Regions from separate parts of the Homo sapiens genome. Here region 1 is linked to region 2. Evidence: chromatin loops called from intact Hi-C (ENCODE). Cell type or tissue: natural killer cell. All regions are shown on one strand.

Region 1 (4,000 bases), 420 kb after region 2:
TGGTGACACTGGGGTTCATTTTGTCCATCCAGAAGACACCTATTGTGTTCAGACTTTTAGAGAACATTCTGAGTTACACTTTACATGCCCTTTCTCACTTTATTTTCTCACTGTATTACAAATCCTTGTGTTTATGTCTGTCTCCCCTTTATAAGTACCACTTAGGTATATGGGCTTCTTTAGGGCAAATACACTGTCTTACTGCTTTTTTGATCCTTGAATCTTAGCACACAATAGTGAGAGAAGTTCAATATCTTTAACTGTATATGCCCCAGAGGAAGTAGACAGCAACTTTATAAAAGGTTTGGCCGTCTAAGGTAACTTCAGAATGGAGCGTGCCTTATGAGTATCAGACAGAAGCGGAGTGTTGGGGCCATGCCTGTTCAATGGAATCAGTGAAAATGCAGGTCTACGTTCTCTTGGTTATTCTAGATCTCATCAGTCCCCAGAAGGTGTGCGCTCAGCTTGTGCTTACCAGACATCACCAGGCTATTATGCAGATGGAAACCTGCTGGAACAGTGTTGGTCAAACACTTTTCTGAGAGGTCAGTCTAGGATCAGACGTCGGGGAGGTAAGATGAGAAAGACTGCAGTTTTTCCAGCACTATCTTCTCAGAGTGGCCAGGGCAAACCTGACTAATGGAGGAACTTCCAACAGTAGGCGTGGGCAGTCACTCCCCAAGAACCAAGCCCAGCATTTTAACCTTAACCACTGAAGAGGAAGGAGCAGCTATTACCAAATGTACAAGATGACCTTATATTTACCATGAATTATATTCCTGGGGAAGGCATTGTAGTTCAAAAGGAGGTGAGGATAATCTGATTTTCCCATGGAAGCAAGGCTTTAATGGGATTCTGTGTCGGTCCAAGGGTCTACTGCTTGAGGACTTACAGAAATGACAGCAAACACCACATTTAATTAAAAGCATAACACACCTGAGTGCTATAAGGTGCAAAGCTTTCCAAGGTGTGCGGAAGCTGTTTAACTGGGAGCGTAATAAGAAGTTCTTTAACTTTTATCCGATTGTATTTCTTTAAGAAAGCTCCTGCAGAGGATAATGGAAAAACATGGAATTTAAATAAAACATTCAAAGTTGACGATGGCAGAGAAGCTGTGCAAGACAAGCAGAGACAAAGGCATATCATGGTGCAGAAAACCCCAGCAATACCATAGGCACAATGCCCACTGCAAGAACTGCAAGTAGTGGCACAGATGCAGTTGGCCACACAGTTGATATGTAAATCACAGTCTTAAGCTTAAGAAAACCATAAATAAAAGCACAAATAATATTCATCAGTGAGAGCCCATGAACAAGAAATCCAGGCTCCCCAGTGCTCAAGTTAAAAGATCACTGTTGGCAGGGCACAGTGGCTCATGCCTGTAATCCCAGCACTTTGGGAGGCCACAGTGGGTGGATCACCTGAGGTCAGGAGTTTGAGACCAGTCTGACCAACGTGGTAAAACCCCATCTCTGCTAAAAATACAAAAAAATTAGCCTGGTGTGGTGGCGGGTGCAGATAATCCCAGCTACTCGGGAGGCTGGGGCAGGAGAATCACTTGAACCCAGGAGGCAGAGGTTGCAGTGAGTGGAGATCGCACCATTGCACTCCAGCCTGGGTGACAAGAGCAAGACTCTATCTCAGGCCAAAAAAAAAAAAAAAAAAGGAAAAAAAATCACTGTCTACTTTTTCCCTAAAAGAGAGAGAAAAAAAAGGGGGATGCACAAGAGGGGGAAGAAAGGAAGAAAAGGAAGGGAAGGAAAGAAAAAGGAAGGGAAGAAAATTAAAAGACCCTCTGGCTAAACATCCCAGGTTCCTACTTCCTAGCAAGGGTTTCTTTGCTAGAGTTTCAAAAGAAAGAGGTAAATGAAGTGTGGGGAGAACACAGAGGTGTCAGATACATTTCCATAAAGCTGTGTGTATTTTCAGAGTATTAAGCTTAATGTGGTGAGTGCAGTGAAACAGAAAAGAATTTCAGACTTTAGAGCTGTTAGTAAACAAAGCTAAACAAAAGATGAAAAAAATTTGCAAATGTGGTGAAGACAGTTGAAAGATGTCACATGTTTCTCTATCTCTAGTGTGGTTTCAAAATAGACTAAGAGGGCCAGGTGCGGTGGCTCATGCTTGTCATCCCAGCACTTTGGCCAGGGTGGATGCATCACTTGACGTCAGGTGTTGGAGACCAGCCTGGCCAACACAGCAAAACCCTGTCTCTACTAAAAACACAAAAATTAGCCAGGTGCAGTGGCGTGTGCCTGTAATCCTAGCTACTTGGGAGGCTGAGGCATGAGAATCACTTGAACCCAGGAGGCAGAGGTTGCAGTGAGCTGAGATCATGCCACTGCACTCCAGCTTGGAAACAGAACAAGAGTCTGTCTCAAAAACTAAAAATAAAATAAAAATTAAAAAAAGAATAGGAGCAGAGAGAGAGAGAGAATCAAATGGATGTTTCCTATAGATTCCAGTTGGATCAGGAATCAGGAAAGCCAATACAATTGAATCCTTCCTTTTAGATTAATAAATCAATATTTGTCCAAACTCTTTGAAACAGATGATGTTTTCCCATTAAATAAGTAGGACAAATTATAAATTATATGAGACAGTAAACATTCAAAAATAAATACAATACTATAATTTAATTTCTTAAGTATATTTTCCACTTAGGTTTAAATCGTGTGTCCTTATGTGTGTGATCTTTCCACCTCTGTCACTACTTTTATTCTAGTCTTTGGAGAGAAAGGAAACATCCCGTATGGATGCAGTCTGGCTTCTGAATCCAGAAGGCTCACATCAAGGATGATGCTGCTATATTGTTGTACCAGCATAAAAGAAGACATCCAGGTGGTGTTGGCAAAATTACGCAAGAGGTTAATTTCCTCTTCCTCCTGGACAGACAGCCAGTCTGCCTCTCTCTTCTTCCCTTGAAGTTGGCTGTGGCCATATGACAGTGATTAGACTAATAGAACTTAAGAAACGTGATGTCAGTCCTAGGCAGACATGGTCAACAGAATTTCAGACTTTGTATCTGTTAGTAAACAGAACTAAACAAAAGGTGAAAAAACTTTGCAAATGTGGTAAAGACAGTTGAAAGATGTCACACGTTTCTATATCCCCAGTGTGGTTTTAAAAAAGAGTAAGAGGGCCAGGCGTGGTGGCTCATGCTTGTCATCCCAGCATTTTGGGAGGCTAAGACGGGTGTATCACTTGAGGTCAGGTGTTCAGATTGTTCAGGAACAATCCTCCATGCCCTTTCTCCTGCAGCAGCCCTGGCACCTGCTGAAGAAGTGAGAGCCACATGCTGGAAAGCACCAGGGCCTCTGACAGACTTCTGGAAGGACACCACCTTGGAGAAAAGTCTACTTCAAACTTATGTGACTGACAAAGAAATCATATTGTATGAAGCCACTGACATGGGGAAGAATTGCTATTTACAATAGCCATGATCACCATAAACAAAGATAGTCACCCCAGCAATTCTCCTTGTCTTTTCCCCCTTTTTTACTACCAGAGGGTTTGGGTCCCTGGTGCACATAAACCTGACGAACTCCAAGCTACTGAGCCTCCTCACTGTTGCCAGGCACACACTCTCATGTCTGATGCCTGCCAGGTAGGCACTGCATGTGGCAAAATCACTTTTCATAGTCCTCACAGCATCCCCATGATTACCATGTTAAGATCAGTGAAATGAGATGAAGAGATACAACAGACTGTGTAGTACAGACCTCTAGGAGACACAATTCACATCTAAACAATGCCTTCTAAATTTGCTCAGTGTACAACCTGCACAACCAAATGTCAATTGCTAGGTAATGTCAAGAGGAAATCTCTTTATCTGCTGTGATATCTTTCCCATCTTCAGTTCCTAGCAATTGTTCTCCGCTTTCTCCTTCCTGAAATCTCTCACTCCTTGGGAAGTTTCTATCCTATTAAGGAGCCTTGTGGCACAACTTTCTTCCCACCATAAAGTCTATTTGCCGCTGGGTTGCTAGGGTCAGCTCTG
Region 2 (4,000 bases):
CAAGAAGCTGTCCACTTAGGTGTCTCTAAGCAATGAATTCACTGGTGTCAATTTGTTGACACTCATTTATCACATATTTCCTATTGAACACAAACCCTGAGGTCATAACCAGGAGCTACTTACATCTCCACTTCCTACCAAACCCAAGGAGGGGTCTAATTGCCTTGGCCTGTGGTCTCTGGCACCCACACCAACCTTGATTCTGAACATGAAGGCATATTTGGTTTTCCTAGTCTTTGACTTATATCAATTCAGTATTCCAAAAGAAGATCCTGCTCTTACCTACGGCACGCTAGATCTGTAGTCCTTTAGAACATTTCCTTCTCATTATTTTACCTGTATTCTTGACCCCTTCTGTCCCTAAACCATAGCCTCAAGAATGGACCATAACTAAATATGGTAAATTGCTATGGTTTTCACGGCAGAGCAGTGGATCAGTAAGAAATGTTCCTAATATCTCAAATAACCTGAAATTAATTCACTCATACAGTCATCAAATCCTGCTTCAGTTGGTCTCAATGAATAAAATACTAGTGTTTGGATACCACCTTATTTACTTCTCCCTCATCCTAGAAAACTATCGCCTGATAATGCCCATAGGTACATAGAAGATACCATACACTTATAACCAGCAGGTTTTTAAAACTTAAACAGGAATAGGGAGCCTAGAGTCCTATACTTGGGCTTTAGAGTTGGACAGATTGAGCTCTAAATCCTAGTTCTACCAATTTTCTTTTCTTTTCTTATTTTATTATTATTATTATTTTTGAGATGGAGTTTCTCTCTTGTTGCCCAGGCTGCAGTGTAATGGCGTGATCTCGGCTTACTGCAACCTCCGCCTCCCAGGTTCAAGTGATTCTCCTGTCTCAGCCTCCTGAGTAGCTGGGATTACAGGCACCCACCACTATGCCTGGCTAATTTTTGGTATTTTTTTAGTAGAGATGGGGTTTTGCCATGTTGGCCAGGCTGGTCTTGAACTCCTGACCTCAGGTGATCTACCTGCCTCGGCTTCCCAAAGTGCTGGAATTACAGGCGTGAGCCACCGCACCCGGCCTAGTTCTTCCAATTTTCAATGTGTGGACTTGGGCAAGTCACTTAAACTCTCTGCACTTTGTTTATAAAATGGGAGCAATAATGTCTTCCTGATTGGGTCGTTTCAAGGATTAATGAAATGGAATAAAGAATACATGCCTAGATTCCACAGCAACATCGTTTTTGGTCTGAATTCAGGGTCCCTCACTTACCAGGTGTGATCTGCGGGCAAGTAACAAATATTTAACTTCTCTCTCCTCCAATTTATCATCTATTAAATGAGAATGCTAATAGTAACCATGTCATTGAATTACTTTGAGTGTTAATTCAGTTAGTATTGACAAAGTGTTTACAAAGTGCCTGGCCATGGTAAATGTTCAATAAATGTAAGCCGTTGTAAATGATATTATTGTAATATAGTATCGCTTATATTACTACCCATAATAACCAAGATCATGAGGTGAATATTAACAGTCTTCTTGGCAGATTTGACTTGAAATCAACTACAGTCCACTGATTGAAGGGTGTTAAACCCAAAGGCTGAGGGACAAAGTGTCTAATGTGACCCCCTAAATGGGGACACTTTGGGAACCTTTAAAATGAATAAATCGTATTATAAATAAATAAATAAATATATATATATATATATATATATATATATATAAAGTTGAAGGTACTACAGGTAATACCAGGATTAAAGGATAAAACAGTCTCTTGTTTCTCTAGTGGTATAATGAAAGTAAAATATGTACAAAAATATCTCCAATGCAAAGCAGGAAGTAGTAAATGTCAAAGACATCCACAGATGTGGTACAATTAAAGTGCTAAGGCGGTAGAGGGTTTCCTGTATAAGGAACCAGAAAGGGTTCTGCAGAGGAAGTGGCATTTCTTGACAACTTCTAGCTTCTGTTAAAGGCCCTTCTGCTGACCACTAACCCTCTCCTCATTACCACAGGGTAAGAGTTACCCCATGCCAAGAATGCTCACTTTCCTTCCCCTGCTTGGTGAGCAAGTGCTCATCTTGTAAGACCTCATCAAGGGTTACTTCCCTGATCCCCTTTCTCCAATAAATTCGGCCCTCCTTTATTTGGGAACACATGACTTTGTACCAACGTCTCTCTCTCTTGATCTTGTAATTCATGTTAGCTTTTCTGTAGTTTTCACTGGACTGTGATTTCTGTAAGGGCGTGGACAATGCTTTGAATTCTCAGTGCCAAGAGATTTAAAATTTTTTGGAGTGAATGAACTCTGCTTTTTACAATGAAGAAATCTAAAGAAAAGAAAAAAAATTATTGCTCTCAGTGAGCAGAAGCGTGGAAGAAAGGGAGGGGGAAAGAGCTAGTTGTTTGCGATTGGCTGATGCTGTGTAATCTGATTTAATTGTCAGGATCCAAAGATTTTTAGTTGGCATTCCTATCTCCTTTTACCCTGTGGATGCTGAGATTGAGAGAAATTAAAGGCCTTGTCTAAAGCCACAGAGCTGTGAAACTGAGTAACTGGGATTTAAGCCCAGGTGGTTTCCTTCACTGCGTGATGCTCCCAAATGGAGAAATCCATCATTATGATGTTACTAGGCTGTAAAAAAGAAAACAGCCACTTGGACACAGTCTAAAGAGTCTTTTCTACCTCCCCTCAGGACCACCATGGAGTCTGATCTTTTTAATAAAATAAAATAAAATAAAATTTGCCTACCTGGAGAACGGGTAATCGATTCCTGAGGGAAGAAAACCAGTGTTTCTCTCTTTCTTATTCTGTCCCCTCTTCCTCAATCTCTCCTTCAACCTCTCTGCCTCCACTCCTCTCTCTGATATGGAAGAGTTTAACTTCCTAAAGTCATGACGATAATTGAGTCAAACCTCTGCTAGGATGTTGGTTTATCCCCTCAGGAGTCTGACCTGAGCTTCAGTTCGTAGGATAACATACAATTTAAATTTTGATTTAAATTTCCTATATAATGGGAAATAAGCCAAGCTGAAATTTTGTTTAAAAAATTGTTTTTTCAGGAAAAATCAGAGATAAATGATTTATAAGATAAAATAGACATTATTTATAATTAAGAAAAACTAGAAATAACGTCAACATTCAATAATAGAAGTTTAATAAACTATGGTAACTTATAGGATGCAATATTCTATATTTATTTAAAATGTTTCCAAAGAATATAGAAGAAATGGAGTATGGTTGTGATATATTACTAATTCAGACATCAAAATACAAAGAAAGCAAAATTTTAATTTTATAAAGCTAATATATACATAAATGTGTATATATTTGGAGAAAAATTATGAAAAGATTGGAAGATGATACACTAGAACATTAACAATGGCTAGTTCTGGTTGATTTTAGCTGGTGATTCTATAGTTTTCTAATTTTCTACAATTAACATGGAATACTTTTGCAATCAGAAAATAATTTCAGGTTTGACAAATGCTTGTTAAGCAGGTGGAATCTCATCTTGAAATTCTTCCTAGAAAAAAAATTTTTTTTTGCTGCTTCATCCCAACCATTGTTTCCAGGAAGGAAGCTCTGTTATCCTGAAGCTTATGTTTATTCACACTGCCTCACTCTTGCTCATGTCAGTCTGCATTCTAAAAAACATTCTGATACAGTTCAGTGCACCGAAAAGAATGTAAGCTTCAGAATCAGGCAAATCTGAGCTTGAGTCCATCTTTCCATATTTCTTAGCTGTGCAATCTTTGGAAAACTGTATATTCTTTGAGTTTCAGCTTCCTCATCTAATGAGAACAGAATGGGACAGCATTGGCAGAAGCCACAGAGGCCCTCAGATACAATGTAATAGTAGTCATCAACACAGGTCATTAGGTTCTCTTGCCTCTCCTTCTGTGTACCCATCCAAATTTACTCATCCTTAAGGTCTGACTCACATTTTAGTTCCTCTACAAAGTCTCCCATTACTCTCTCTGCCAAATTATGAAGTCTTCAATTTTTAAGAATGCTTTCTGTAGAA

What was found. Peaks named below come from ENCODE experiments on the same cell type or tissue, not always from the same donor. Only the 100,000 strongest peaks of a DNase experiment are listed, where the experiment ranks them.
Region 1: a loop joins it to region 2, with 7 times the contacts of the local background. A loop is called at or near these places in 2 of 110 quality-filtered maps.

What each region holds. Positions count from the first base shown.
Region 1 is chr15:95,862,572-95,866,571 of GRCh38, forward strand. No RefSeq gene overlaps it. Among named protein-coding and RNA genes, the nearest start is that of LINC00924, 430 kb to the left of the region's middle. RefSeq lists an enhancer at 1,861-2,120. In natural killer cell, no CTCF peak of the experiment used is centred here; DNase peaks (open chromatin) are centred at 2,060 and 3,030; H3K27ac peaks cover 2,382 bases.
Region 2 is chr15:95,445,138-95,449,137 of GRCh38, forward strand. All of the region lies in intron 1 of LINC00924 (long intergenic non-protein coding RNA 924), which reads left to right. Among named protein-coding and RNA genes, the nearest start is that of LINC00924, 14 kb to the left of the region's middle. In natural killer cell, no CTCF peak of the experiment used is centred here; a DNase peak (open chromatin) is centred at 1,904.